2 separate regions of the Homo sapiens genome follow, and region 2 is linked to region 1. Evidence: chromatin loops called from intact Hi-C (ENCODE). Cell type or tissue: CD14-positive monocyte. All regions are shown on one strand. Each heading gives the region's core, and the rest is flanking DNA. Links, peaks and the distances in the headings are about the cores only.

What was found. Hi-C counts contacts between places; a loop is a spot of excess contacts. Peaks named below come from ENCODE experiments on the same cell type or tissue, not always from the same donor. Only the 100,000 strongest peaks of a DNase experiment are listed, where the experiment ranks them.
Region 2: a loop joins it to region 1, with 7 times the contacts of the local background. A loop is called at or near these places in 4 of 110 quality-filtered maps.

The regions. Positions count from the first base shown.
Region 1 is chr12:31,846,019-31,861,551 of GRCh38, reverse strand. No RefSeq gene overlaps it. Among named protein-coding and RNA genes, the nearest start is that of LINC02422, 33 kb to the left of the region's middle. RefSeq lists an enhancer at 1,544-1,783. In CD14-positive monocyte, for the core only: no CTCF peak of the experiment used is centred there; DNase peaks (open chromatin) are centred at 7,461 and 7,821; H3K4me3 peaks cover 1,567 bases; H3K27ac peaks cover 2,880 bases.
Region 2 is chr12:31,897,641-31,913,173 of GRCh38, reverse strand. It overlaps the pseudogene RPLP2P4. Among named protein-coding and RNA genes, the nearest start is that of LINC02422, 18 kb to the right of the region's middle. RefSeq lists an enhancer at 6,054-6,203. In CD14-positive monocyte, for the core only: no CTCF peak of the experiment used is centred there; DNase peaks (open chromatin) are centred at 6,053 and 6,353; H3K4me3 peaks cover 2,886 bases; H3K27ac peaks cover 2,653 bases.

The sequences.
Region 1 (15,533 bases), core at 4,679-12,678:
TGGATGTGCCCTATGACTCAGAAATTCCATTTACTGGGCATGTGCTCAGGAGAAACTCTTACATGTGGGCGCAATGAGGCAAACAAGAATGTTCAAAGCTATATTATGTATCATAACAAAAAACTAGAAACAGCCCTTATGTTCTCAATTAGAATGGACAAACAAATCCTGATATAACAAAATAATAAAATACTGAAAGCAATGAAAATAAACTACATCTACATGAATTAAAATCTATACATTTCATTGACATAATGTTGAGTAAGAAAAGAGCTAGCTGCCAAAAATATATTTATAATGTTGGTTTCATTCATATTAAGTTAAACGTGTAAAAATAAAAGTATATGTTTAAAACTATATGTTTTAAGGATACATGTGTATTTGATTAAACTATGATTAAATTAAATTAAACTTGATTACAGAATGAGGAAAACTATGGTTGGAGAAATTTGCAGGCAGGATCAGGGAAGAGTCTACAGCGTATTTCTTAAAACTAGATATTTCTTGCCTTGACATCTCAGCAAACAAACAAAACTGGGTATTTCTTAAACTAGGTGGTGGGTACACTGGTGTTCATTTGATGGTTATTGTCTATACTACTTGTTATTAAACTTGGCTGCAATTGGGATCGCCTAAAGGGCTTAAAAATAATACCGATGCCTCACTCCCACCTCAGAGATTTTGATTTAATTTCATGAGGTCTGGCAAATATTATCCTAAATGGAAACCCTAAAGATTCCTTAAAATGTATTACTCTAAAGATAAATGGCCTCATTCCTGATGTTTTTTAAAACTTTTCATTTTGAAATAATTTCAGACTTACCTCAAAGTTTCCAAAATAGTAGCGTTCCTGTAGTATCTTTTACCCAGCTTCCTCTAGTGTTAACACTTACGCAACCTAGTACAATGATCAAAACCGGGAAATTAACATTGCTAAATACTGTTCTTCAGCCGTTATTCAAATATTGCCAGTTTTCCCACTAATGTTCTTTCATTGGTCCAAGGTCTAATCCAGGATCTTACATTTCTCTAAGCCATCATGTCTTCTTAGTCTATTCCAATCTGTGACAGTTCCTCAGTCTTTCTTTGTCTTTCATGACCTTAATACTTTTGAGGACTGCTGATTAGTTATTTTACAGAGAGTAGCTGAATTTAGTTTGTCTGATATTTTCTTACAATTAGATTGAGGTTATGCATTTTTGGCAAGAATTCCACAGCAGGTATGTTGCCCCCTTCTTGGTGCATTATGTAAGGGATTATATTATGTTGATATATCTCATTACTGGTGATATTAACTCTGATCACTTAGTTAAGGTGGTGTCTATGAATTAATCAAGTTATCAAATCTCTCTTATTTCATTCTCAAAGGAAAACTCATCAATTATTGAGGACCTCTGACTGTCACTCTAATGCATGAATAAAGAGGTGCTGGATTAAAATACATGGGCATACAGACATACATGCACATATGTGCACATACAAATTAAAGACAAGATATTTCAACTCCATTATATTCATCAGTGATATGGTTTGGCTGTGTCCCCACCCAAATTTCATCTTGTATTGTAGTTCCCATAATCCCCACGTGTCATGGGAGGGACCCTGTGGGAGGTAATTGAATCATGAGGGCGGTTTCCCCCGTGCTGTTCCCATAATAGTGCGTTCTCATGAGATCTGATGATTTTATAAGGGGCTTTCCCCGCTTTTGCTCAGCACTTCTCCTCGCTGCTGCCATGTGAAGAACGAAGGTTTTGCTTCCCCTTCCACCATGATTATAAGTTTCCTGAGGTTTCCCCAGCCCTGCGGAACTGTGAGTCAATTAAACCCCTTTCCTTTAAACTACCAAGTCTCAGGCAGTTCTTTACAGCAGTGTGAGAATGGACTAAAACAGTCAGTTATTACCACAATAATGCTTCATAACACACCTCCTATGTCTCAGACTTACAACAACAAGTTCATGGATCTTTGCATGGGCTGGAGCAACCTTGCTTTAGGCTATAGGGTGCCTGAGTGTGGCTCTAGGCTTCTACTTGGGTTCAGGACTGCTCAACATGTTTCCTCAGTTCTTTGGACCAGCAGCTAACTGGGGCATGTCCTGTAAACTTTTTGTCTTGAAATAATTTTAGACTTACTACAGTGTTTCCAAAATAGTACAGAGTTCCTGTATATCTTTTACGCAGCATTCCCTGGTGTTAACATCTTACACAATCACAGTACAGCGATCATAACCGGGAAATTAACATTCATACAATACTATTCTTCAGCCATTATTCAAATATCGCCAGTTTTCTCACTCAAAGGAAAAACTCCTAAATCTTCGTTAAAAAAATCACAGGAACAACTGTGTGCAGTGGCTCATGGCTGTAATCACAGCATTTTGGGAGGCCAAGGCGGGCGGATCACGAGGTCAGGAGTTTGAGACCAGCCTGACCAACATGGTGAAACCCCATCTCTACTAAAAATACAAAAATTAGCCCTGCGTGGTGGCACGCACCTGTTAATCCCAGCTACTCAGGAGGCTGAGGCAGGAGAATCGCTTGAACCCAGGAGTTGGAGGTTGCAGTGAGCTGAGATGGTGCCACTGCACTTCAGCCTGGGTGACAGAGCGAGACTCCATCTCAAAAAAGAATAAATAAATACATACATAAATAAATAATCGCAGGAACATATCGGAAATTATTGTCTCTTGAAGCAAGAACTGTCACACCGTTCCTTCAACTCATAGTTCTTTTCTTTTTTTTATTATTTGTTTGTTTGTTTGTTTGTTTGTTTTTTGAGACGGAGTTTTGCTCTTTATTGCCCAGGCTGGAGTGCAGTGGTGTGATCTCGGCTCACTGCAACCTTTGCCTCCCAGGTTCAAGTGATTCTCCTGTCTCAGCTGCCCAAGTAGCTGGGATTACAGGCGTCCGCCACCATGCCCGGCTAATTTTTTGTATTTTTAGTAGAGATGGGGTCACACCATTGTTGGCCAGGCTGGTCACAAACTCCTGACTTCAGGTGATCCACCCGCCTTGGCCTCCCAAAGTGTTGGGATTATAGGCGTGAGCCACCATGCCCGGCCTCAACTCATATTTCATTAGTCAAAGTAACTCACAGGAAATACATCCCTTCCCTAGTGGGGAGAACTGCAAAGTCACATGGCAAAGAGTATAAAGGTAAAATTTGGATACAGAGTATGAAAAACTAAGAATAGTCATGTGATCTACCTAACTGACCTTGTGTTTTTTCAAAAGTGACAAGTTGTGAATAGTGTTGCAACGAAAAGATAAATAAAATCAAGTGACATGATCTTTGACATACAGTAGTCGCCCCTAAAGTAATTGGAGAAAAACATGTGTTTCTTACGGTGAGGATAGATCTAAGGGCTATGGCTAGATTAAGAGAGTACTAAAAGAACCCTCGGATAGTCACATAGTTTAACATAATTTAGTCATCCCTTCTCTCTGTTAAACTTAACTTTTTCTCAGTACACCTAAAATAATTTCAAAAAGATATGTTCTTCCTCACCTACTTCTAACTTGTTTCAAAGAACATAATTTGAGGCATAATGTAAATATTGACTTTTAAAAATAGAAGTTATATTACTTTTTCTGGCCGGGTGTGGTGGCTCACGCCTATAATCCCAGCACTTTGGGAAGCTGAGGTGACTGGATCATGAGGTCAGGAGTTGAAGACCAGCCTGGCCAATATGGTGAAACCCCGGCTCTACTAAAAATACAAAAAATTAGCCAGGCGTGGTGGCGTGTGCCTGTAGTCCCAGCTATTCGGGAGGCTGAGGCAGGAGAATCGCTTGAACCCAGAAGGCGGAGGTTGCAGTGAGCCGAGATTGTGCCATTGCACTCCAGCCTGGGCACCAGGGTAAGACTCTGTCTAAATAAATAAATAAATAAAAACAGACGTTATATTACTTCTTAAAGTGTATCTACCAAATCTAATTAGCATAGGGTTTTGGTATATTCCATCATTCATCATACAAGAGAGAAAATAACACTCTTCTTCAATAGACAGACATTTTATATAATTTATTTTATCTTTGAAAAATTTTTCATTCCTTTTCCTCACAAAATTTGATTTTAATATGTGTTCAAAAGTCTTTTATTAATCATCTTATCATATTTCTCTGAGCAAAAATGTGTCTAAGAATTGAAATTATTTTAAATTGTTTTTATTTCCTGTCATCTTAAAGTTCTTTTTTTTTTTTTTTTTGAGGCAGAGTCTCGCTCTCTTGCCCAGGCTGGAGTGCAGTGGTGTGATCTCCACTCACTGCAAGCTCCGCTTCCTGGGTTCACGCCATTCTCCTGCCTCAGCCTCCCAAGTAGCTGGGACTACAGGCACCCGCCACCATGCCCAGCTAACTTTTTGTATTTTCAGTAGAGATGGGGTTTCACAGTGTTCGCCAGGATGGTCTCGATCTCCTGACCTCGTGATCCGCCCGCCTCGGCCTCCCAAAGTGCTGGGATTACAGGCGTGAGCCACCGCACCCAGCCGATCTTAAAGTTCTAAGTGGTCAATGTTTCTTCTGGATTAAATGATCACTACAGTTATTAGTAATAAACAAACAATCACAAAAAGTAAATACACTTTTAAAAAATAATTGTTAAGCATTGTAAGAGAAACAATTCTCAGAGAATTGAAACTCTTGGTCCAGGTCCAGGGACACCTGGGAAGCTGACCCTGAATTTACTTTCTTGCAAAATTAGTTCTCAAAATGTACTAAGTTACGGTAAGTGTAGAATGTTGTGTGGACCATGCTTTTTCCACCTGAAGTGTATCTGGTTGTTGGGGCTATTTGTTGTATAACCTTTCATTGAGGTGCTACAGCTGCTCCCAAAGAATGTTATTTATGGCCGGGCGTGATGGCTCACGCCTGTAATCCCAGCAACTTGGGAGGCCGAGGCAGGCAGATCATGAGGTCATGAGTTTGAGACCATCCTGGCCAACATGGTGAAACCCCGTCTCTACTAGAAATACAAAAATTAGCTGGGCATGGTGGCATGAACTTGTAATCCCAGCTACTCAGGAGGCTGAGGCAGGAGAATTGCTTGAACTCGGGAGGTGGAGCTTGCAGTGAGCCAAGATCGGGCCATTGCACTCCATCCTGGGCAACAGAGTGAGACTCTGTCTCAAAAAAAAAAAAAGTTATTTATTAAGTTATACACACCCTGAGGAATGATATGACTAATAAGTTATAAAAAGTCAAAGAGCAGATAGTAGAAGAGCTTCCCAGTGCCAAGGTGGTCCATCTTGCTTTACCTTCATCCCTTGTAACTGAGCATGACCCATGAAATGATAAGCTTGGAAACTGTGCCTGGGATATTGCAAGGCCTTTTGCTCAAAGCAGTGCTTGCTTGGATGCTGAACTACCTGTCCTGCATCCTTTGAATAAAATAAGTAAACTGGTATTGAAACTGTGTCGTTTTGATCTGGGCGCAGTGGCTCATGCCTGTAATCCCAGCACTTTGGGAGGTTGAGGCTGGTGGATCACCTGAGGTCAGGAGATCGAGACCAGCCTGGGCAACATGGCAAAACCCTGTCTCTACTAAAAATACAAGCCAGGCATGGTGGCGGGCGCCTGTAATCCTAGCTACTTGGGAGACTGAGGCAGGAAAATTGCTTGAACCCGGGAGGTGGAGGTTGCAGTGAGCCGAGTTTGTACCATTGCGCTCCAGCCTGGGCAACAAGAGTGAAACTCCATCTCAGAAAAGAAAAAAGAAACTGCGTTGTTTTGTTAGTCTTTCCATCAATCCAGGTTTGTATCAAAAGTGGCGATTGATTCCGGTGCTTTGGGAGTGATGAAAAAGAAAAATTAAATTAAAAATAAAGTGGCAATTGATACGAAGACCTCTGACCCCGTAGAGGCAAAAAACCCTTATGTTGTAAGAAGATGAATAGGGAACAAATAATTTTGATGCCTGAAAGATTGCTTAACCATCATGTTGTTTGATATGACTCCATCCAAGAATTGCTCTTATCAGTGAAATTTAAAAAAACATTGATCTAATTCACTAAGAACTGATTAAATGGGTTGAAAAAAGAGAAGCAAGCAGTGCAGGGAAAAGCTAGAAATACTATCCCATGTTCGTTTCTTATGGCTTTTTTGGAAATGAAAGCATTGACAAAGAGAAGGGAAAGGAAAGCCAAGAGCTCTAAGCCTAGCAAAATCTGATCTTCATAGCTTCCCTAGTACCTGTGAGGGAAAGGGAGGGACAACATAGTTAAATCACACTGCCATCCCACTGAGATCCCTCCTTAATCAAACTAGCCCAGATCCCAATAGGGGCATGCAAGGCGTTACAGAGGACAAGCATTATAGTATAAAGAAGTTGAGTAATTTTGTTGAAAAATAACAGCAACTGCTTAAGAAATCCTTGTGATCTTGGATCCTTAGATAAAATGATCAGGATGCCAAAAATGTAATTGTGGATTCTGCATAATGAAGCAGTTTGCATGGAATAAGCATCTATATTATGGAAACAAATTGTATCTAATGAGTCCTTCTGTCATTCCTGAACTTAACACTAATAGCTGAGTTAGTGGGTGCTCCAATATGGAAGTAAAACATTACTGGAAATACTTATTTTAGTGAAATGGATGTCGTATGGATGCTCATGACTTTTTAATAAAATGCACAGGGTTCAGCATCAAATCCATGTAAACCTTTGGCAATGGGACCAGGCGTGGTGGCTCACGCCTGTAATCCTAGCACTTTGGGAGGCCGAGGCAGGTGAATCACCTGAGGTCAGGAGTTCGAGACCAGCCTGGCCAACATAGTGAAACTCCATCTCTACTAAAAATACAGAAAATTAGCTGGGCGTGGTGGCAGACACCTGTAATCCTATCTGCTCGGGAGCCTGAGGCAGGAGAATCACTTGAACCTGGGAGGCGGAGGTTGCTGTGAGCTGAGATCGCACCATTGCACTCCAGCCTGGGCGACAGAGCGAAACTCCATCTCAAAAACAAACAAACAAACAAACAAACAAAAAGGTTGGCAATGTTGAACTTTACCTGAGCATCATACTCCTGGAAAATAGCAATAGTTTAAAAATCCCTCCACTCTTTTGCGGTCCTGAAAATGGCTTACTGCAAAAATCCACCCTTCCCTATATGATTTAGATAAGACCAATGGATGACGACCCCCTTGTTTACCTAAGACAAAGACAACACAGGCTCTCCAAATTCCCATTATTTTATCTCATAAATGATTAGATGAACTGTTTGCACTGACCAGTCTGGACAAAATACCTGCTAATCTGACCTGACCAAACTCTAGTTAGGCTTCTCTTTTCCCCTGAGGCCCCTGAACTTTGGCCTACTGTTGAGTTTAAACAAGCATTGGAATGTGGAACAACCTCCTTAATGACCCTTCCAGAATTGGCTGACTGCAAAGAAAAATTGTCCAATGTGCCACTCTCTGATTCCATTTCCCCCATACTCTGTTCCTTCTAACCTTGTTTGCTCCAGTGGAGTATTCTTTCACAATAGCTTTCCCCCTGCCACCCCCATTACATAAGTCTTTTTGAAAAAGGCCTTTCTTTATCTAAGTATGGATTTGTTTTTATTGGACTCCTTGTAGCATAAATAGGTAGAATGGAATAGAAGGGGTTTTATTATAGTGATTTCATTCAATTATTTGAACTCTTTCTGAAGTATATGCCAAAACCCACATAGTTACTGATTATCAAAAGTTGATTTTTAATGAAATTTGGTATGTCAACTTTCTCAGCTCTCTTTCAATTTTGTTGAAAGCAAAGAATTGGGAAACATCTAACTTGCAAAAGATGCATTACTCCATCATCAGAGTCATCCACTTCCTCACTGGCCAGCACTGATATTTAGAAATGTATCTTTCCTGGAGCCCTGGAGGTTCCTCCTCCCATAAGCAATGCACCATAGTGGGTGTATATCAGTAGCAGGAGCTTGGATATAAATGGGGAGCTGGAAGAGTAGGACTGGGTAACATCTGAGAGCTAGCATGATAGAAGATCTCTTTTAAGAAAAAGCATAGACAGAAGTTGAGAATCTAGAAACTCATTTTCTAAAAACTAACTGCCAATGGTCCATTCTCTGTCTTCATCAGAGCTGCCATTTTGCTGTTGCCACTTGCTAGTGTTGAAAAAGCCTCCTGCTTCAGGTTCACTATCAGCATGAATGAAGAAAAGGTGGCCAGATTTCAGGCTCAGATCCAGAATGGTGATAAGGGTACCTTCCCTTACAGAAAGAAGATAACATATAGAATAGCAACAGCTGATGTCAAAAAGCCTCTTTTCTTTTTTAAAATAGCGGTGAGTAACTATTACTGGAATGGAATAGATAAACCTAAATAGAGGTAAAGGGGTAATCCCAGGACTCAGGCTTGCCTCTCTTATAGCATTATAATTACTCATCATGCAAAAGCCAAAACAGTGTCAGCAATGCTCCCTGGAATATTAAGGTAGCTGGGCACTGACAATGTTACAAGTTCTAGGAAGTTAGCCAAATAGTCTTTCTCGTAGCAAGTATTGAATAGCAAAACATGAAAAGTAGGAGACTAGTGGCTCTGTCCTCAATTACTGGCTTCGCGTTTCCTTTATTATTTTTTGGATTTTAAGCTTGCATACACTTACTAAATAATTGCATGTCAATCTTATCCCGTGTCCTAACTCTTCTTACTAGCACTGCAGAATTCTGTCTTTTCAGCAAGGTTGAAATTGTGAATGCCCTTTTTGTCCCTAACAACTATGTCAAGATATAATTCACATGCAATACAATTCACCCATTTCAATATATTTTGGCTAATTCGTTATTCATTTACAAATTGTGGTAAAGTATGTATAACATAAAGTTTGCCATCTTGGCTTTTTTAAGTGTATAGCTTAGTGGTATTAATGAATGATATTCACAATGTTGAGCAGCCACCACCACTATTTACTTCTGAAACTTCAACATGCCCAAAATAAACTCTAATTATTAAGCAATAACTCCCCAACCTCTGATAATCTCTAATCTACTTTTGTTACTGGAAAGGGGTCCTGATCCTGACTCCAAGAGAAGGTTCTTGGATCTCGTGCAAGAAAGAACTCAGGGCGAGTCTGTAAATTAAAGTGAGAACAATGTATTAAGAAAGTAAAGGAGTGAAAGAATGGGTACTCTATAGACAGCAGCCCCAAGGGCTGCTGGTTGCCCATTTTTATGGCTATTTCTTAATATGCTAAACAAGGGGTGGGTTATTCATGCCTCTCATTTTTAGACCATATATAATAACTTTCTGACGTTGTCATGGCATTTGTAAGTTGTCATGGCACTGGTGGGAGTGTAGCAGTGAGGATGACCAGAGGTCACTCTTGGTACCATCTTGGTTTTGGTGGGTTTTAGCTGGCTTCTTTACTATAACTTGTTTTATCAGCAAGGTCATTATGAACTGTATTTTGTGCTGACCTCCTATCTCATCCTATGAATCAGAATGCCTTAACTGTCTGGGAATGCCACCCAGTAGGTCTCAGCCTTATTTCACCCAGCCCCTTTTCAAGATGGAGTTGCTCTGGTTCCAATGCCTCTGACATTTCCCACCTTCCTTTTATAAGAGAACCCTTAATCCTAAGGGCTGCAGAGGGACAAAGATCCATTTTCTGTAACTTCTTTATGCTGAATAGGGGCAATGATATTCCTGCCTAACTATTAGGGTCTTTTGTGTTTACGGTAGAGAGGAGCTTAGTTAGAAAGCATTGGCCTGGGCGCAGTGACTCACGCCTGTAATCCCAGCACTTTGGGAGGCCGAGGTGGGCAGATCACCTGAGGTCAGGAGTTTGAGACCAACCTGGCCAACGTGGTGAAACCCCGACTCTACTAAAAATACAAAAATTAGCCAGGCGTGGTGGCGGGTGTCTGTAATCCTAGCTATTCAGGAGGAAGAGGCACGAGAATCACTTGAACCAAGGAGGCGGAGGTTGCAGTGAGTTAATATCGCTCCACTGCACTCCAGCCTGTGTGACAGAGTGAGATTTTTGTCTCAAAAAAAGAAAGAAAGAAAGAAAGCATTGGTATGTTGAGGGCCATTTATAACTTTTGAGTTCCAACAAAAGGTGATATTTGGAAGATTAATAAGTGTTTAAGAAAACATTGAGTAAGCTTATTTTGCATTGCTATACAAAGAGTACAACAGCAATATATTTCACCACACTAAAACAACATAAGCAAAATTATCCCAACTTAACTAAGTTAGAAGGCTTTCTATCAACTGGGCAAGTGTTAGAACCAAGCTGATAGGGGGTTGCTAGATGATTCCAGTATGTGCCCAGAATTAGATATTGATTCAGATTTTGACATTACCCATCCTCTCATTTCTTTTGAGCAGCAGTTAGAGATTACTGGTTGATTTACAGGAATAAGCAGAGTCAGTTTAATTTGCAGGGAAAAAAAATTTAAAGCAACTGATGAGACTAGAATTTAATAACAAGTGTACCACAGTTCTTGAAACATTAAGTTTTCTGTCTCCAGTTTCCCATTTTTATTAAAGACAAATTATGGTAACACCAACTTGCTTTATTATACTTGGCCTGATTGTTTGCATAAAGTGTAGCAAGAATAATTATTTTTCACATAAGCTTTTTGTAAATTGGAACTCTGTTCCATAGAAGGAATCTTAGATAAGATTTTTTTAGATCCGAGCCCTGCCATTGGTTTGTATGCTTAAATACCTATGAGCTAGGTAAATTCCTCTCCTCTTGAGGTTCCAAGATAACCTGGGGCTTCTGGGCCTGTTAGAAAGTGACATTCTTTACTTATCACAGGTCAGAAACCCTGTGCAGGGACTGTGTAGGCAAGGTATGAGGCCAGTTCTCCCAAGGGACTTGTATTGGCCCTATAAGTTAAATTTAATTCCTTAAAGGAAAACACACCATTCCAGTTAAAGCCTTGGTAAAATAACCAGTTTTTCCAATTGCATCCTGTTACAAAAGAAAATGGATTTTTATTGCACTTATGCAAATAACTATATTGCCATAAATTAAGAATACTTACAAATAGTTTCCATATTTTAGAGAAATCTGGTAGAGAGAAACAAATATGATCCACGTTTTGTTTACAGGAGTATACTTAATTGTTAAAAGCTGTAAATAGCTTCTATTAGTTTAGTCCATGCAGTTAATTCCTGTTTGATATTTATGAACATTTCAGCTTTCCGTGAGTCCGAAAGTTTTTTCCTGTATTTTAATATTACAGTGTTCAAAGGTATTAGAAACCTGAATTTAAGAGCACCTGTTAGAGTCCTATAGCTGATTATAAACCATTTTTTTAAAGAGGAATAAAACAACAAGTGTCCGTGGATGACAAAATGTCTTAGGACAGTCACAGTTAAAAACACAATTGACAAAGAAATTTGGTTACCTCTGTGGCATACAATGATTTTATGTAACAATTATAATTATTAATAATATACACTAAGTTATATTAGAATTATTTTGGAACACATACCAATAACATATTTATACAAATATAGCCCAAAGAAGCTAAACATTATTTTATATTTGACAGTGCTTCTTGTATGATTTTTATATAAAATAAGCCAAATGTCACTTTTACATTAGTGTACTATTACTGTCAAACCCAGTTTTTAATAAAACCTTATAGACAAATGTATTTAATCAGTTTGACCATAAGGTAAGATTTTTATAAACCTCTTTTATAACTACCTTTACAATATTTGTTAAAGAGCAGAGTAAAAGCAGGTTTTTGCTTTAAGAAAAACCTGTTGTGCTTTTATTCCAATGTTTAGTTTAAAACTGAATAATACCCCTTTAACTTTAGCCAATCTGTTCACACATAGATTTTTTTTATAATTAATTTTTTTATAAAACGTTTACAACTTGTTTAAACCTTTAGAATTTTCCTATTTCACTTAAAGCAATCCTTTAACCCTTTAGGCAAAAAAAATACATGCCCATGCCTTTTTATAATTTTTTACTAAAAACAAAGTTTACTTTTCTTACACACCTTGCATGTAAAACTGTTTCTTCAGTAGTCACAAATACATGTTACACTGTTAACTCTTAGTGACTTTAACTTTTGGTGAAAACCTTGGTAAGTTCAGGGTTTTAATTAGGTATGGAGCCGAGGACAGCAGACAGAAGTGCAGATAAGGTCTGATTTTTTTTTAGCATTTACGTGTCCCAGGCCTTACCTAGCTGTAAAGCAGGAAAGTTTTACAGTTACAAGTTATAGTGGCATTTTATGACACATTTAGGAAGCCTAATTACCTTTAAATTGTACAACATTTTTTGCATAAATTATTTTCATATTTTTATGACTTACACAGACCATTTATGACATGCTTGGACTTTCGGACTTGTCCTAAACATACCTCTTGTCAAACAACCATTTTACTTTAGAACAAGAATTTACCATACAAGATCCTTTGTTATATAAAATCTTTTTCTTTATAACCTTCTTTGTATAGCTAGGGGGCATGGCTAATCCCATATATCCCCAGGCCTTATCTAGAATTTAATGCTTTAAAATGAATTGAGGCTGGGCATGGTGGCTCAGGTCTGTAATCCCAGCACTTTGGGAGGCCAAGTGGGGCGGATCACTTGAGGTCAGGAGTTAGAAACCAGCCTGGACAATGTGGTGAAACCCTGTCTGTACTAAAAATGCAAAAACTAGCCAGGCATGGTGGTACGTGCCTGTAATCCCAGCTACTTGGGAGGCTGAGGCAGGAGAATCACTTGAATCTAGGAGGTAGAGGTTACATTGAGCTGTGATTGTGCCACTGCACTCCAGCCTGAGCAACAGCATGGAACTCCATCTCAAAAATAAATAAATAAAATAGAATAAAATAAATTGAACAATTTGTAAAAGTCAAAGAAGCAGTTTATGACCTGCCACTCTGCTTAGCACCCAATATCAAACTGGCAAGGCTCAAACTTGCCCCCTGTTGGGCCCCATCATCATTAATCCAACCTCTGACCAGAGAGTTTTGACTTGTGATCTCTGGGAAAGATGGTTACCCTGAGTAATAGAAAAAATAAGAAAGGGAAAGGAGAGAGAGAAAAGCCTTGCCTGTGGCAGGATGGGGAAGGTGAAGATCTCAGGGAGTTGAGAGAAAGACCCACCCATTCCAGCAACACTGAATCAAAAGTTCAGGTGGCCGCTTGTCAGCTGTGAAGGGATATTTTTCAGCAGTCCCATCAGCTCTCAAGTTTCCCCTTTTAGGGAAGAAAAAGCTCCCCATGTCCCACGATCCTGTTCATGCCTAATCCTGTCACCCATAGCTGTCAGCAAAGAGTGCAAGGCAGATTATTTGAAAGAGAATAGCAGTTAATAGTGTCAAACCCATTCTTAGCCAAGAAGGACTTTACTGAGAGAGGCCTCTAACTCCCTAAATCTTAGAAGGGATAACTCTTCTAATTTGGGCCTCTAACCCAAGGTTGGTTAAGCGTTCTTGCCTTTTATTAAGATGAGTCTCTAACCCACTCTGTTTCAGGAGAGACTCTAACTCCCCTAAGTTGCACCTCTAACCCAATCCCATCCTTTACTTGGGTACCCCAATTACCCAAAGTTGGCCAATTAGTGCTGCAGTCTGTTTCCTTTGGGTTGAGAAGTATTTTCAGTATTGTCCCACTTGTGGTTCATGAGAAAGATGTTATCAGACCCCAACACTTAACCAAAGTTAGCCTTTGAGTTGGGAGTTTCCACACTATAGTCCCCTCTGGGTCGTCAGAAAGATGTTACTGGAAAGGGGTTCCAATCCAGACCCCAAGAGAGTGTTCTTAGATCTTGCACAAGAAAGAATTCAGGGCACATTCATAGAATAAAGTTAAAGCAAGTTTATTAAGAAAGTAAAGGAATAAAAGAATACTCCATAGACAGAGCAGCCGGCTGCTGGTTGCCCATTTTTATGGTTATTTCTTGACGATATGCTAAACAAGGGGTGGATTATTCATGCCTCCCCTTTTTAGGGCCGGGCACGGTGGCTCATGCCTGTAATCCCGCACTTTGGGAGGCCAAAGCAGGCGGATCATGAGGTCAGGAGATCGAGACCATCCTGGCTAACATGGTGAAACCCGTCACTACTAAAAATACAAAAATTAGCCAGGCATGGTGGTGGGCGCCTGTAGTCCCAGCTACTCTGGAGGCTGAGGCAGGAGAATGGTGTGAACCCAGGAGTTAGAGCTTGCAGTGAGCCGAGATTGCGCCACTGCACTCCAGCCTGGGTGACAGAGCAAGACTCCGTCTCAAAAAAAAAAACAAAACAAAACAATAACAACAACAACAAAACACATACATACCAAAACCAAATGGCTTACAACAAGAATTCCTTTTTTTTTTTTTTTTTAGGAGTCTTGCTCTGTTGCCCAGGCTGGAGTGCAGTGGCGTGATCTCAGCTCACTTCAGCCTCTGCCTCCCGAGTAGCTGGGATTATAGCATGCACCAACATGCCCAGGTAATTTAAGAATTTATTTTTCTTTTATTTTGAGATGGAGTTTCACTCTTGTTGCCCAGGCTGGAATGCAATGGTGCCATCTCAGCTCACCACAACTTCTTCCTCCTGGGTTCAAGCGATTCCCCTGCCTCAGCCTCCCGAGTAGCTGGGATTACAGGCATGCACCACCCGCCTGGCTAATTTTGTATTTTTAGCAGAGATGGAGTTTTTCCATGTTTGTCAGGCTGGTCTCGAATTCCTGACCTCAGGTGATCCACCTGCCTCAACCTCCCAAAGTGCTAGGATTACAGGCATGAGCCACCATGCCTGGCCAAGAATTTATTTATCTTACTGGCAGATCTGCAGGTCAGCTGATAATTGTGCCTCAGACTGACACTCAGATGCCTAGGCTCTGGGGTTCAGGTTGTGCTCATATCTGTTTCCTGAGTCTTATTCTGGGACCCAGGCTGAAGAAGCAGTGCTGGTGGGACATGTTGTTCTTATGAACAATGGCAGGACTAGGAGAGCTATGTCAAACCAAGAGCCAAGTCAAACATATTCAAGGTCTCTCTCCTGTCTTTCCATTAGTAGTACATTTGCCAGAGCAAGTCACAGGGCCAGGCCCAAGAAGTATAATCTTCCCACAGTAGAAGGGAGAGGGGAGTGGATATTCATTGAACAATAAGCCAAACTACTGATCAACCTATCAATCATGCTCATGTTATTAGGTTGGTGTACAGATCTTACATTGGTATTTTGGTTGTACTTACATCGATGTTATCCATACACAAGAAATTACATATATATTCTCTCTTCACTCCCTTTTCAACACATAAGGTAACATTCAATACAAATACCTAATGTAACAGGTCATCTTTAAAATAAATTGTTTCCTGCCAGCAGAGGTGTGCTAAATCATCATCATCATCATCATCATCATCATCATAATTTATGAGAGATTTGGGGCTTTCCCACCTTCTTCTTTAATTCAAGATTGCTGTCCCATACATCATCGATAATTATGCTTTCTGCTGACATAGTCAGATTCAACACTTTAAGTTTGTCACACACATTGTTTTGATATTGAGTGCTTGATTTGGAAATTCTTACAACTGAAAGTGTTGGAAAGGATGAGATT
Region 2 (15,533 bases), core at 3,208-11,207, 53 kb before region 1:
AGTGTCTCCCTATGTTGCCCAGGCTGGTCTCGAACTCCTGGGCTCAAGGGAACCTCCTGCCTTGGCCTCCCAAAGTGCTAAGAATACAGGCGTGAGCCACCATGCCCGGCCTCCTTAGAATCTTCAAAGTGATGTGTCTTTTTGTATGCTAACGAGTTGACTTAAATTTGGCAGCCTCTAGGTAGCTTCAGTGGGGTCTGGTTACCTCAAAAACCAACGTCAGAATAAGAATTGGGACTTTCAGCCCCACCCCTCAACCTCCAGGGAGCAAAGAAGGGCTGAAGGTTAAGTTGATCACCAAAGGCAAATGATTTAATCAATCATGCCTACGTACTGAACGTACTGAAACTTACATAACAAGAGAACAGGGTTCTGCGAGCCTTGGAATAGCTGAACATGTGGAAGTTCCTGGAGTGTGGCGCACCTAGAGAGGGCAAGGAAGCTCTCCATCCTTTGCCCCATACCTCGCCCTATGCATTGCTTCCTCGGTATCCTTTGTAATATCCTTCATAATAAATTGGTAAATGTGTTTTCCTGAGTTCTGTGAGCTGCTTTAGCAAATTAATCCAACCCAAAGACAGGCAACATAGTGAGATTCCTGTCTCTACAAAAAATTTTTTCAAAAAATTAGCTGGGCATGGTCGTGCACAGCTGCAGTCCCAGCTACTTTGGGAGGCTGAGGTGGGAGGACTGACTGAGGCCAGGAGTTCGAGACTGCAGTGAGCTGTGATCACACCACTGCACTCCAGCCTGGGCAACAGAGTAGTAATCTCTTTTTTTTTTTTTTTTTTTTTTTTTTTTTTTGAGAAGGAGTCTCGCTCTGTCACCCGGGTGGGAGTGCAGTGGTGCTATCTCGGCTCACTGCAAGCTCCACCTCCTGGGTTCATGCCATTCTCCTGCCTCAGCTTCCCCAGTAGCTGGGACTACAGGCGCCCGCCACCACGCCCGGCTAATTTTTTGTGTTTTTAGTAGAGACGGGGTTTCACCGTGTTAACCAGGATGGTCTCGATCTCCTGACCTCGTGATCCGCCCGCCTCGGCCTCCCAAAGTGCTGGGATTACAGGCGTGAGCCACTGTGCCCGGCCTGTCTCTTCTTTTTTTTTTTTGAGGTGGAGTCTCGCTCTGTTGCCCAGGCTGGAGTGCAGTGGTGCCATCTCGGCTCACTGCAAGCTCTGCCTCCTGGGTTCATGCCATTCTCCTGCCTCAGCCTCCTGAGTAGCTGGGACTACAGGCACCTGCCACCACGCCCGGCTAATTTTTTTTTGTATTTTTTTAGTAGAGACGGGGTTTCACCGTGTTAGCCAGGATGGTCTCGATGGGGTTGAACTAGGTGGCCTCTAAATATCTTTGCATCCCTGAACAGCAGCATTATACATTTAGCCCTTAACTGGAAGCCCTCAAGGAAACCCAGACTCTGTGCTTCCTCCTTCATACCTGTCAGGCCACTGAATATGACTTTTCATTTCTAGGCTACTTGCCTTTTCCTTTTTTCTTCTTTTTGTCTGCCTTCCTCCCTTCTCTCCCTGTTTTCTTCCTTCCTCCTCTTTCTTTCATTATCATGAAAAAATTTATCTCACATAATGAGAAGTCTGGGTGAAAACAATGCTGCCTTTTAATGGGTTTGGTGCAAAAGTAACTGTGGTTTTTGACATTAAAAGTAACGGCAATGGCCGGGCGCAGTGGCTCACACCTATAATCCCAGCACTTTGGGAAGCCAAGGCGGTGGATCACCTGAGGTCAGGAGTTCGAGACCAGCCTGGCCAACATGGCAAAACCCCGTCTCTACTAAAAAATACAAAAATTAGCCGGGTGTGATGGTGGGCGCCTGTAATCCCAGCTACTCAGGAGGCTGAGGCAGGAGAATCATTTGAACCCAGAAGGCAGAGGTTGCAGTGAGCAGAGATCATGCTGTTGCACTCGGCCTGGGCAACAAGAGCCAAACTCTGTCTCAGAAACAAAAAACAAATGGATGGCAATAACTTAATATGAAATGTATACTTTTTTTGAAAATCTTTTGGGGAAAGGAAAACACCTTGTGATTTTGATTACCCTGAGGATGTCCTAGGTATGGCTTGGGGATTTATGTAACTTTAAGGACCACCCTAGAGTAAGCATGTTAATTATGGTGGCTTTTGTCCACTAACTTCAGAAGTAGCCATTAAATAAAGCTGCAACCTAAGTCCTCAGTTTCCTAATCCTCCCTAGGGATTTATTAAGTTTACTTGTTATGGGATGTTTTTATATGACCAATCTTTATATTTCAACCATCTTGCCTCAGTTACCTCTTCTTGAGTCTTTTCCCACATCCAACTTGTCCTTGGTTTACATCAACCCTTCCAAACTCATACCCTACTGGCTGGTCTATTTTTTTTCCCAGTCTTACTTATTACCATTCCAGTTCAGGCCTTACACTGCAGCCTCACATACCTCACATACACCATAATATATGATGTAGGCAGTAAAAATTGTTTAAACCCTGGCTTCATGGAGTTTGGAATCTTTGGGGAAGCAAGATACATAGACATAAAACTATTATGAATCAATATAGTCTATGGTTGCTTTGAAAATGAGAATGATATAGAGTGTAAAGTCTCTCATCACATGCTATGAATAATGAAAGATTTTAAACCAAAAAAATAGAAAGTATAAAGATGGTGGCCGGGCGTGGTGGCTCACACCTGTAATCCCAGCACTTTGGGAGGCCAAGGCAGGTGCATCACCTGAGGTCAGGAGTTTGAGACTAGCCTGACCAACATGAAGAAACTCTGTCTTTACTAAAGATACAAAACATTAGCTGGGCATATTGGGGTATACCTGTAATCCCAGCTACTCGGGAGGCTAAGGTAAGAGAATTGCTTGAACCCAGGAGGTGGAAGTTGCGGTGAGCCAAAATTGTGCCATTGCACTGCAGCCTGGGCAACAAGAGTGAAAATGACCCAAAAAAAAAAAAAAAAAGATGGTAAGGAGATTTTACAAACTATAGATTTTTACATTTAAAGAATCCTCAAATTAAAAGACAAATAGAGAACAAAAATTTAAACAAGATGACAAATGGTTAATATCCTTAAGATAGAGAGCTGAATATTAAAAAGTCTTTATGTTATTAGGAAAAGTTCTACAGCCATAGTAACAAGTAAGTAGCAGAACTGGCTTAACCCACTGAAATCAATGGCAGCTTGCTTTGGTGAAAATGTCTTCAAAAACCAACTAATCAGAGACAGCTCAATGTCTGAAACGCAGCTAGTCAGCAACAGTCTTGCCAGGACAAGCTACTCTAGTCTCTGTAACTAACACAAGGCATAGTTCTATGATCCACTATTGCCTCTATAATCAATACAACTGTAAGGGTTTAAGGAAGAAGAAAGAAACACAAAAAGGGGCTCAATAATCACAGACAAGTGTATTTTGGAGAATAAACCTGAGAGGGGATTCTGGCTGGTTTAGGTCGGGGCCTTCTCTCTTATAGACTAAGAATATTTAAGGGTTTAGGGAGGGAGAGCTTATCGCAGATTTGGAATATTTCTGGGTGGAGGAGAGTTTTATTGTGGGGTTGGCATGTTTCTGGTCGGAGGGGGATTTATCTTGGGGTTGGAACATTTCCGGTTGGAGGTGTCATTTAATGGTCATGCTGACATTGGCCATTAGGGTGATGTTTCTGGGGCTGGATTAGGCGTTTTTTAATCAAGGGCAACTTAAAATGGCAGTGTTTGTCCAAGATGGTGATGCTCTTGCTCTGTCAATCCAGATCCTATAGTTATAGAAGGACAAGGGGCGGTGTGTTCTTTCTGGCTACTTCCTGCTAAGGGGAGGAGTGCGGAGAGTTCTTTGATCTCAGATTGACTGTAGGACTAATGCTGTCTGTAGATGTTTTTGGGTAGTTGTCTGTGAAATGGCCATGATCCTGTCAGTTAAAAATCTTTGAAAAAGGTTAATTAGGCAGGGTAAAAACATTAGTCCTAGGCACATCATTAGGAGAGGGCCCAGGAATGGGATGACCCATGTTGTGATTTTGTTCCAAAACCAACAATCTATTTGGTTGTTTTGGTATTCCCTTAGTCTTTTAGCCCTTTCTGTAAGTTTTTCAGCAGCATCTCTTACTAGGCTTGATTGGTTGAGGTATAGGCAACATTCCTCATCCAACGAGAGGCAGAGGCCATTTAAGATCTCCTTTTTCAGCCATTATAAGATCTAGTCCCCCTCTATTTTGGAGGATTACTCCAGCCAAGCAGTCTAGTTGGTCTTGGACTCTTATAAGACTTTGGGCTGTATCTTCTAAAGAACGCTGTAGTTCTGTTGAAAGAGCTTTAAAGTATGTTAAGGAGGTGGCCAATCTGCCTGCTCCCAATCTAAGTCCGGCGGTTATACCCAAGGTGGCCATCAAGGGAATGACATGGAAAGCCCTCCTCTTCCTAACATATTGGGCAGATGGAATGGGCAAAGGTTGACTAGGAGGAATTAGTCCAATGCAGGGAGAAAGATAAACTAGAGTACATGTTCTGGTACAGTTGGTGGGGAGACAAAGATATGTACTGGTTCCATATAAAAATAATAAGACTTGGCTGGGTGCGGTGGCTCACACCTGTAATCCCAGTACGTTGGGAGGCTGAGGCAGGCAGATCATGAAGTCAAGAGATCAAGACCGTCCTGGCCAACACGGTGAAACCCCGTCTCTACTAAAAATACAAAAAAAAAAAAAAAATAGCCGGGCTTGGTGGCACACGCTTGTAGTCCCAGCTATTCGGGAGGCTGAGGCAGGAGAATCACTTGAACCCAGGAGGTGGAGGTTGCAGTGAGCCAAAATTGTGCCACTGCACTCCAGCCTGGGCAACAGAGTGAGACTTTGTCTCAAAAAAAAAAATAAAATAAAATAAAAAATAAGCCTTGTTGTAAATATAGGCAGAGATATGGAAAGAAAGCAAGTGAATTAAGGCTGAAGTGTCTTTTCTTTCCTGTGGTTCATTACTCCAGATGGACAAGGAGGAGGCCAGAGAGACATCCACTATAGTAGAGATATAGGAAGAGTTATTCTTTATACATTTAATACAATCAGATGTTGCACCATTGATATTGAGCCATGAATAAAGCGGGCACTAGGGACAGCACAAATTAGGTCAGAGGCATCGGTTGAGGGAGAGGCTGTAAAACGAGCCAGTTGTGGAAATGCCCCATTTGCATCAGGTGATATGTGATAGTCAACTCGGTTAGTGTGATGGTCAGAGGGGTGTTTAACAATGATAGTGCATTGGTTAGGTGTTAAGGACCCTACAGGGAAATTTCCCTCACAGGCTGAAAAGCAAAGTGAGGCTTGTTGTAAAAGGGCGGTGTGTTTAGTTATGGGCCCTTCAATGGGAGGGCCTTGGGGCTTGAGGCATTGTAGGGAGTTGTAATAGGTTTGAAATGATTTGTTGGCTTGATTGGCCCTGGAAGGGGCATAATCACCTACCAGGGCGTCAGCTCTTTCAAAAAAGGAAGCTCCTTTTTGGAGTTTATAGATTATGGTTATGTTTCCTGTTAAAAGGTCATGAAAGGGTGTAGGAAGGGCTGTATAGGCTGAGGAAGACAGTGATAAGCACATCCAGGATTCTGGAGCAAAGGAAGAGTTAGCTTGCAGCATGAGGGATTGTGTAAGGTTTATAGAGCATTCCAGTTTGAGAGCAGTGAGGAGTGGTTGTATTGGTAAGGTTGATGTGATTACAGAATTTATATTGAAAGAAACAAGCAAAAGGAGAAAAAGGTTATTTGAGTAGGAGTAAAGTCCTGGAAAATTCCTTGAAGCCGTAAGTCCCATAGAATAGTAAGGAGCTGATCAGGATGGATAATGGGAGTTTCATAATGGTACCAATAAAGGTCTGTAACAAGATTGGTTGGGAAGCAATGAAAGTTTGAGAGAGAAAGAGACATAGCAGCTTATGTAAATTTCTCTTCCTTTTCCTCCAGGATTTGGTGAGGCGAAGGGAAGTGGGTCCTGTGGAGACACAAGAGAAGGCTGAAGGGGGTTTTGATTTGGTTGTTTTGGTATGTAGTGAAGTCTGTTGTCTTGAGAGATGTATAATGAAACCAGCTGGGGAGTCCCTGGGGTTTTGCTCCTGTGGTGTTGCAGGAATCAAGGGACAGAAGAGACCAATGGGTGGGACAGGAGGATTTATTAGGTGTGTACCAGCCCAGAGGATTAACATCCAAAGGCTGAGCCCCGAACAAAGACAGGGCTTGACTTTTATACATGCATCCAAAAGGGGGTTGGCTATACATGCATCCAAAAAGGGGCTCACCAGTTTGATGGTGCAAAACCTGTAGGGCGGGCAAGCAGGCTTACAGAAGCAGAACAAAGGCAGTTTGTGAAACAGTGACAGATTGTGCAACTTAAACATATCTTGTGACCTTATACAGAAGGAAAAACAGGAACTTACAAAACTTTGCAAAATAATTATGAGAATGGTAAGGGGGGAAGGGGAAGCTGAAAGAGGAGAAAAACTTGTTTTTCTCACCCCTGCTCCAAGATGGGAGGGAGAGGCTCTGGGGCTCATCCCTTGAGGGCCCTGGCTCTGCAGACAGGGCTATCAAAGCCCTGCCAGAGCCCTGCCTATCGCTGAGCCTCAAAGTGAGTTAGCCTAGTACAAGAAACTTTTTTTTTCCTGCTTAAGTGGGTGTAGTAAAGATGATCTGGTAAGACCCATTCCATTTAAGTGTGAGGGGAGGATTGAGGAGAGGACTGGGATCTTTTACCAGAACCCAGTCTCCTGGCTGTAGGAAGTGATTAGAGAAGTCGGCGATGGGTCGTGTCAGGTATTCGTCAGCATATTCCCAAATGAAATGGCAGATGGTATGTAGAAGTGGGGAAATGAGGCCAGGCACGGTGGCTCACACCTGTAATCCCAGCACTTTGGGAGGCTGAGGCGGGTGGATCACGAGGTCAGGAGTTCGAGACCAGCCTGGTCAATGTGGTGAAACCCCGTCTCTACTAAAAATACAAAAATTAGCCGAGCGTGATGGCATGCACCTGTAATTCCATCTACTTGGGAGGCTGAGGCAGGAGAATTGCTTGAACCTGGGAGGCAGAGGTCACAGTGAGCCAAGATCTTGCCGCTGCACTCCAGCCTGGGTCTCAAAAAAAAAACAGTAACAAAAAAGGTTTTAAAATTAGCTGGTTGCAGTGGTGTTTGCCTGTAGTCCTAGCTACTCAGGAGGCTGACGTGGGAGGATCATTTGAGCCCAGGAGTTCAAGGCTGCCGTAAGCTATGATCATGCCGCTGCACTCCAGCCTGGGTAACAGTGAGACCCCTGTTTCTGAAAAAGAAACAGAAAAACAAACCCCAAACAGCCAGTCTCTGTAACTGTGAGAAATAAATTTCTGTTATTTAAGTACTCAGCCTATGATATATTTGTTACAGCAGCCTAAACTGACTGAGACAACTACTAAGGCATTTAGTTTATTTACCTTTAATGAAATTAGTCTCAAAAAATCTATTGCCCTAGTTTATACTATCTTTCACTTCCTATTCTTTTTCTTTTGAGAGAGAGTCTCGCTCTGTCACCTAGGCTGGAGGGCAATGGTGTGATCTCGGCTCACTGCAACCTCCGCCTTCCGGGCTCAAGTGATCCTTTTGCCTCAGTCTCCTGAGTAGCTGGGATTACAGGCGTGTACCACCATCCCCAGCTAATTTTTATATTTTTAGTAGAGACGGGATTTTGCCATGTTGGCCAGGCTGGTCTCAAACGCCTATCCTCAAGTGATCTGCCAGCCTTGGCTTCCCAAAGTGCTTGGATTACAGGCATGAGCCACCATGCCTGGCCTTCCTATTTTTTTTTTTTGACTCTTTTTTGGTATTAATTATATTCTTCCTTGCTAGTTTGGAAGTTAAATACTCTATTCAGGTTTGAGATGCTTTTTTTGCCTTTTGTTTTTTGGGTTGATTTTTTTTGGTTGTTACCCTATAAGCTGCATTGTGATTACTTAAATTACAAAGTTAATCTATTTCTTTATCTCCTCCAGAACACAGACCTGTCATATGTTTTAATATTATCTTTTTTCTTTCAAATTTAACTATTACTAAACATTATCATTGTTTTATAGTTAATATTTTATACTTACCCAAAGTCTTTTTTACATGTTGTTTCTTCTTGTAGCTTCATTTAGGATCAATTTCCTTCTAGCTAAAATATATACTTTAGATTTTTCCTATAGGGAGAGTTTGCTGGCGAAAGAGTGAGTTTTATTTGTCTGAAACAATTTTATTTTGTCTTCATTAAAACAAATTTTAGGGCCGGGAGAGGTGGCTCACGCCTGTAATCCCAGCACTTTGGGAGGCCAAGTCGGGCAGATCACAAGGTCGGGAATTCGAGACCAGCATGGTGAACATGGTGAAACCCCGTCTCTATAAAAAATACAAAAATTACCTGGGCATCATGGCACATGCCTGTAATCCCAGCTACTCGGGAGGCTGAGGCAAGAGAATCACTTGAACCTGGGAGGCAGAGGTGGCAGTGAGCTGAGATTGAGCTCAAAAAAAAAAAAATTTAATTGGGTTTAGAATTCCAAATTTTCAGTTGCTTTTCCTCAGCAATTTGAAGATAACATTTCACTATCTTCCAGCTTACATTGTCTTTAAGCCAGCTGTCACTAACTCAGCTTCTTTTGAGATGATCTCCTTGCTGGCGCAGTAGCTCACACCTATAATCCCAGCACTTTGGGAGGCCAAGGTGGGTGGATCACCTGAGGTCAGGAGTTCGAGACCAGCCTGGCCAACATGGTGAAACCCCGTCTCTACTAAAAATACAAAAAAAAAAGTAGCTGGACATGGTGGTGGGTGCCTGTAATCCCAGCTACTTGGGAGGCTGAGGCAGGGAGAATCGCTGGAACCCGGTAGGCGGAGGTTGCAGTGAGCCGAGATCGAGCCATTGCATTCCAGCCTGGGTGAAAGAACAAGACTCTGTCTCAAAAAGAAAAAAGAAGATAATCTCCTTTCTCTCCTGCTGTTTTATAATCATTCTTTGTCATTGTTGTTCTGAAATTTCACCATTTTATGTCTGTGTGTGGGTTTCTTTTCTATGTACATAGACATACCTATGTACATAGACTGAAACTTATGCACATAGGTTTATTAAGATATATTCATAGGTTATAAACATATATACATAGGTTGTAAACATATAAACATAGCCTAAAAAAAATATAAAGCAAAAACATCACAAGAAGAAACAAGCTGGGTATGGTGGCTCATGCCTGTAATCCCAACAATTTGGGAGGCCGAGGTGGGCAGATCACCTGAGATCGGGAGTTTGAGACCAGCCTGACCAACATGGAGAAACCCCATCTCTACTAAAAATACAAAATTAGCCGGGCATGGTGACGGATGCCTGTAATCCCAGCTACTCAAGAGGTTAAGGCAGGAGAATCACTTGAACCTGGGAGGTGGAGGTTGTGGTGAGCCGAGATTGCGTCACTGCACTCCAGCCTGGCAACAGAGTGAGACTCTATCTCCAAAAAAAAAAAAAAGAAGAAACAGACAAATTTATATTCAATCATATTGGAGGATTTGAAAATTAATAATTGACAGAAAATGTTCATCGAGTAGATTTGATAAACATGATTACATATTTACTATGGTAGAAGCATAGAACGCTATACTAACAACTGCAAAAATCACATTCTTTTTAAGCACGCAAAATTTTTATTAATTGAAGACAGATTGTCTGTAAATCAAATCTCAAGAAAATTGACAGAATTAAAATGAGGACATTCTCTGACCATAGGCACATGTCAGAGATATTATAGGTTCAGTTCCAGATCATTGCAATAAAACAAACATCACAGTAAAGTAAGTCACACAATTTTTTTTGGTTTCCTAGTACATAAAGTTATTTTTAAACTATAATGTAGTCTATTTAGTATGCAATGGCATTATGTCTAAAAATATACCTTATTTTAAAAATAGTTTATCAGTAAAAAATGCTGACACAACGACACAAAAGTGAGCACATGCTGTTGGAAAAATGGCACTGATATACTTGCTCAACACAAGGTTGCCGCAAACCTTCGATTTGTAACAAAAATACAATCTAGAAAGCATGATAAAATGAAGTGCAATAAAATAAGGTATGCCTATGTATAATGCTATTAAGCTACAAATAAACAATAAAAAAAGCTAAAAAATTTCCTTTATGTGCTAGGAAATAAGAAAGACACAAATTAAACATTTTGAATGTAATAAACAGTATTACAGATGACGGCCGGGCACGGTGGCTCACGCCTGTAATCCCAGCACTTTGCGAGGCCGAGGCGGGCGGATCACGAGGTCAGGAGATCGAGACCATACTGGCTAACAAGGAGAAACTCCGTCTCTACTAAAAGTACAAAAAATTAGCCGGGCGTGGGGGCGGGCGCCTGTAGTCCCAGCTACTCGGGAGGCTGAGGCAGGAGAATGGCGTGAACCCGGGAGGCGGAGCTTGCAGTGAGCCGAGATGGCACCACTGCACTCCAGCCTGGGCGACAGAGCGAGACTCTGTCTCAAAAAAAAAAAAAAAGTATTACAGATGACAACTGTGGGATGCAGCTACGTAGTGTGTAGAAAGAAATGTATAAACTTGGCCGGGCGCAGTGGCTCATGCCCGTAATCCCAACATTCTGGGAGGCTGAGGAGGGCGGATCACCTGAGGTCAGGAGTTTCAGACCAGCCTAGGCAACATGGCGAAACCCTGTCTCTACTAAAAAATGCAAAAAATGGCTCGGTGTGGTGGCAGGTGCCTGTAATCCCAGCTGCTCGGGAGGCTGAGGCAGGAGAATCACTTGAACCCAGGAGGCGGAGGTTGCAGTGAGCCGAGATAGCCCCACTGCACTCCAGCCTGGGCGACAGAGCGAGACTCGGTCTCAAACAAAAACAAAAACAAACAAACAAAAAATAAATGTATAAACTTAAAAGACTTATATTAGTAAGTAATCATTTATAATAAGTCAGAAAAACAGAAAATAAATCCAAAGTAAAAGGAACAAAGCAGTTATTTTAAAAGACTACACAAAATTTGGCAAGAATGATCAACAACAAGAGAGAAATGTGAACATACATTTTACCAAATAAGTTATGTGAATGGCAAAAAACCAACATGAAATGATGCTCCACATCACTTGGTCATTGGGGAAATGTGAATTAAAACCATGAGGAAATATACTTCACACCCCCCCAAATACCACCTGTACCGCAATAACTTATGGAAATATAATAATAAGAAAATAAAAACTATACTTCACACCCACTAAAATGACTCAAATTAAAAAGACTAACAATATCAGGCGTGGAAGAGAATTTGGAGCATCAGGAACATTGCCGGTAAGAATGAAAATGGTATGTTCCTTAGTCCATTTTCTGATGCTATCATAGAATACCCTAGACTGGGTAAATTATAATAAAACAAAATTTCTTTCTTTCTTTTTTTTTTTTTGAGACAGAGTCTCGCTCTGTCGCCCAGGCTGGAGTGCAGTGGCGCCATCTCGGCTCACTGCAAGCTCCTCCTCCCAGGTTCACGCCATTCTCCTGCCTCAGCTTCCCGAGTAGCTGGGACTACAGGCACCTGCTACCACACCCAGCTAATTTTTTGTATTTTTAATAGAGACGGCGGTTTCACTGTGTTAGCCAGGATGGTCTCAATCTCCTGACCTCGTGATCCGCCCACCTCGGCCTCCCAAAGTGTTGGGATTACAGGCGTGAGCCACAGAGACTGGCTTTTTTTTTTTTTTTTTTAAGAAGGGGTCTCACTCTGTCACCCAGGCTGGAGTACAGCCGCGCAATCTCGGTTCACTGTAACCTCCACCTCCCGGATTAAAGGGATTCTCCTGCTTCAGCCTCCCAAGTAGCTGGGATTACAGGCACCACCACGCCCGGCTAAATTTTGTATTTTTAGTAGAGACAGGGTTTCACCATTTGGCCAGGCTGGTCTTGAACTCCTGACCTCAAGTGATCCACCCGCCTTGGTCTCCCAAAGTGCTGGGATTACCGGTGTGAGCCACCTCACCCAGACGAAATGTATTTGGTAAAGTTCTGGAAACTGGCAAGTGCTTGGATTCAAGGACAAGGAGTCACAACTGCAGGGGGCCTTCTTGCTGTGTCATAACATGTGAAGGCATCACAGGATAAGAAGAGTGCAAGGCTGGCTTTTATCACAAACCCGCTCTTGAGATAACTTATTCCCTTCCACTATAACCCCACTAATCTGTTAATTCATGAAAAGATTAATCCATTCATGAGGGCTTAAGGTCTGTCTCTTAAAATTCTCACCTCCCCTTTTTTTTTTAGAGTCAAGATTTTGCTCTGTTGCCCAGGCTGGAGTGCAGTGGCATGATCATGGCTCACTGCAGCCTTGACCTCCTGAGCTCAAGGTATCCTCCCACCTCAGCCTCCTGAGTAGCTAGGACCACAGGTGTGTGCCACCATGTCTGTCTAATTTTTAAATGTTTTGTACAGATGGGGTCTTACTACATTGACCAGGCTGGTCTTGAACTCCTGTCCTCAAGCAATCCTCTTGCGCTGGCCTCCTAAAGTTCTGGGATTACAGACGTGAGCCACCATGCCTAGCCTGGTCCCACCTCTTAATAGAGTCGCCATGGTAATTAAATTCCAACATCAGTTTTGGAGGGACACAAACCACAGTGGTATGAATACTTTGAAAAGAGTTTGGTGGTTTCTGATTATGTGAAAGACAGAGTTACCACATGACCCAGCAATCCAACTGTTACGTACTTCCCCAAAAGAAATGAAAACATGTCCACACAAAGACTTGTGTGCAACTGTTCATTGGAGTTTTTTTCATAGTATGTATCTCCCAACTGGAAACAACCAACTGGTGAATGGATACACTGTTTTACATCCATACAATGCAAAGCTACTTACCAAAAAGAGCTACTTTAGATTTTTCTGTTTGTGAGCCAAAACAAAATAGAAACACACAAACAAAAAACCTACCAATACACATCACAACATGTATGAATCTCGAAAGCATTATGCTGAAGACAGCTGGGTGTGGTGACTCACACCTGTAATCCCAGCACCTTGGGAGGCCGAGTGGGGTGGATCACTTGAGGTCAGGAGTTTGTGACCAGCCTGGCCAACATGGTGAAAGTCTGTCTTTACCGAAAATACAAAAATTAGCCAGGTGTGGTGGTGGGCGCCTGTAATCCCAGCTACTCTGGAGGCAGAGGCACGAGAATCGCTTGAACCTGGGAGGTAGAGGTTGCAGCGAGCCCAGATCACACTGGTGCACTCCAGCCTAGCAGGATTGTCTCAAAAAAAAAAAAAAAAAAAAGCATTATGCTAAATACAAGGAGCCAGACACCGAAGATTCTACGATATCATTCCACATTTATAAAATTTTAGAAAAGGCAAATATTGTATATAGTGATAGAAAGCAGACTGATGGTTAGATTAATGTGAAATATTTTGCCACATAATGCAATGGAAATAACATAAATAAAAATAAACAAAAAAGTCAGTGTCTATCATCAAGATAGCTTCTAAGGAAGCTTCTACTGATATTTACAATTTATTGTCTATATCAAAGGCTATTTTATTTGTGGCTTTTTGGAGAGGCCAGTGGAGATTACAGCTCTGCCAGATTACTTTTTTGTGAAGCAATTTGCAATCACATTCTTGTTATATGGAGAAAAATCCTTGTTCTTGAAGGGAATTCTTAAAGGGAAGGGATGGTTGCTGTCTTGCTCTTCTTCATTTTTCCTGCAGATATCTAATGTATATTCACTTGAAGTAAGTCTTATTTGGGGAGTGTAGCAATATGTCAAGGCACTTAACATTGTGTCAAGGGTCACAGTGCCAAGCACCATGTCAAGGCAGAGGGAAGATGATTGATGATGTATCCTGAAGAATACTGCAGTCAAAGCTTGGAGAATGAGTTGAGTGCTGTGGAAACCCTGATGACAGGGACTACAATGAGGAAGAAGACCCAGAGCAGCGAAAGCTTTGGCAATCTGGCCAGGGAGACTATTGGATAACTAGGTATCCTGGATTTATGCAAAGGCTCTACAATGAGATTACTCAGTTTATAATTTGGATTAACCTGTCGTTTCTGTGGGCTCACCCAGGAATTTTCCTTACAGTATGATGTAGGGAAATGCCTTTGACCACTCCCCTATCTCTTTATCAATACCAGGGTCACACCTCTACCTAGCCTCCTTCCTTCCTTCCTTCCTTTCTTTTCTTCTTTCTTTCTCTTTCTTTTCTTTCTTCTTTCTTTTCTTTCTTCTTTCTTTTCTTCCTTTCTTCTTTTTCTTTCTTTTTCTTTCCTTCTTGCTTCCTTCCTTCCTTTGTTCTTTCCTTACTTCTTACTTCTTTTTTTTTTTTTTTTGAGACGGAGTCTTGCTGTCACCCAGGCTGGAATGCAGTGGTACCATCCAGGCTCACTGCAACCTCTGACTCCCGGGTTCAAGTGTTTTTCCTGCCTCAGCCTCCCGAGTAGTTGGGACTACAGGGGTGCACTACCATGCCCGGCTAATTTTTGTATTTTTAGTAGAGACGGGGTTTCACCATGTTACCCAGGCTGGTCTCAAACTCCTGACCTCACGTGATCAACCCGCCTTGGCCTTTCAAAGTGCTGGGATTACAAGGGTGAGACACCACGCCTGGCCCCTTTCTTCTTTTTTTTCCTTCCTGCCTCCTTTCCTCCTTCCTTCCTTCTTTCCAGAAATTAGTGTCAGTTCATCCTGTTTCTTTTTTATTGACTAGATCGGGGTCAGAAAACTGACCTGCAGCCTGTTTTTGTATGACCCATGGGCTAAGAATGGCTTTATCTTTTTAAATGGTGGATAACAAATCCCCAACATGCCTGTCTTTTGAGTTATGCCTCTCCCAGTCCGGATCAGTTGCTTTCTACATTTGCTGTTTTTGATCCTGTGATTTTCCTTCGCCATCACTTTGCGTCTCTCCTGTTTCTTCTATTCCCTTCCCTTTCCCTCCCCTCCCCTCCCCCACTCCCCTTCCTCTCCCTCCTTCCCTCCCTCCCTTCTTTCTTTCTTTCCAGGGGAATTGGCAGGGGAGCAGGAAGTCAAATCATATGTCACCATGTGACTCTTGGGACTCCTTCTTCTCATGTTTCTTCTTCTTTGTAGTAGGGGCAGGGCCAGCAGCAGGAGCTACAGAGCCGGGGCAGCAGAGGCGGCCACAGCCTTGTGGGAGAGCACAATGGCAACTTGCCAATACCCTGGGCAATGACACCTTTAATGTTTTTTCCATTCAGCTCACTGATGATCTTGCTGCACTGGTTGCCATTGGCCTTATTGCTTATATTGTACAGGATCTTCTTGACGTCCTTGGTGCTGGGCAAGGGGTTGCCCCCGAGGGCAGCCAGTAGGTAGGAAGGACGACCTTCTGTGTCCCGGAGGAAAAGAAAGCCACACCTTCCTCTTTTAGTTTGTTTCTTTTCTTATTCCTGTGTTGCTGCTGAGAAACCCAATCCAATTCCGACTCCCCCACCACCCTTTTGTGCCACCCTTCTACCCCTTCTGGAAGCCTGAGAATCTCCTGTTTGTCCTAGAT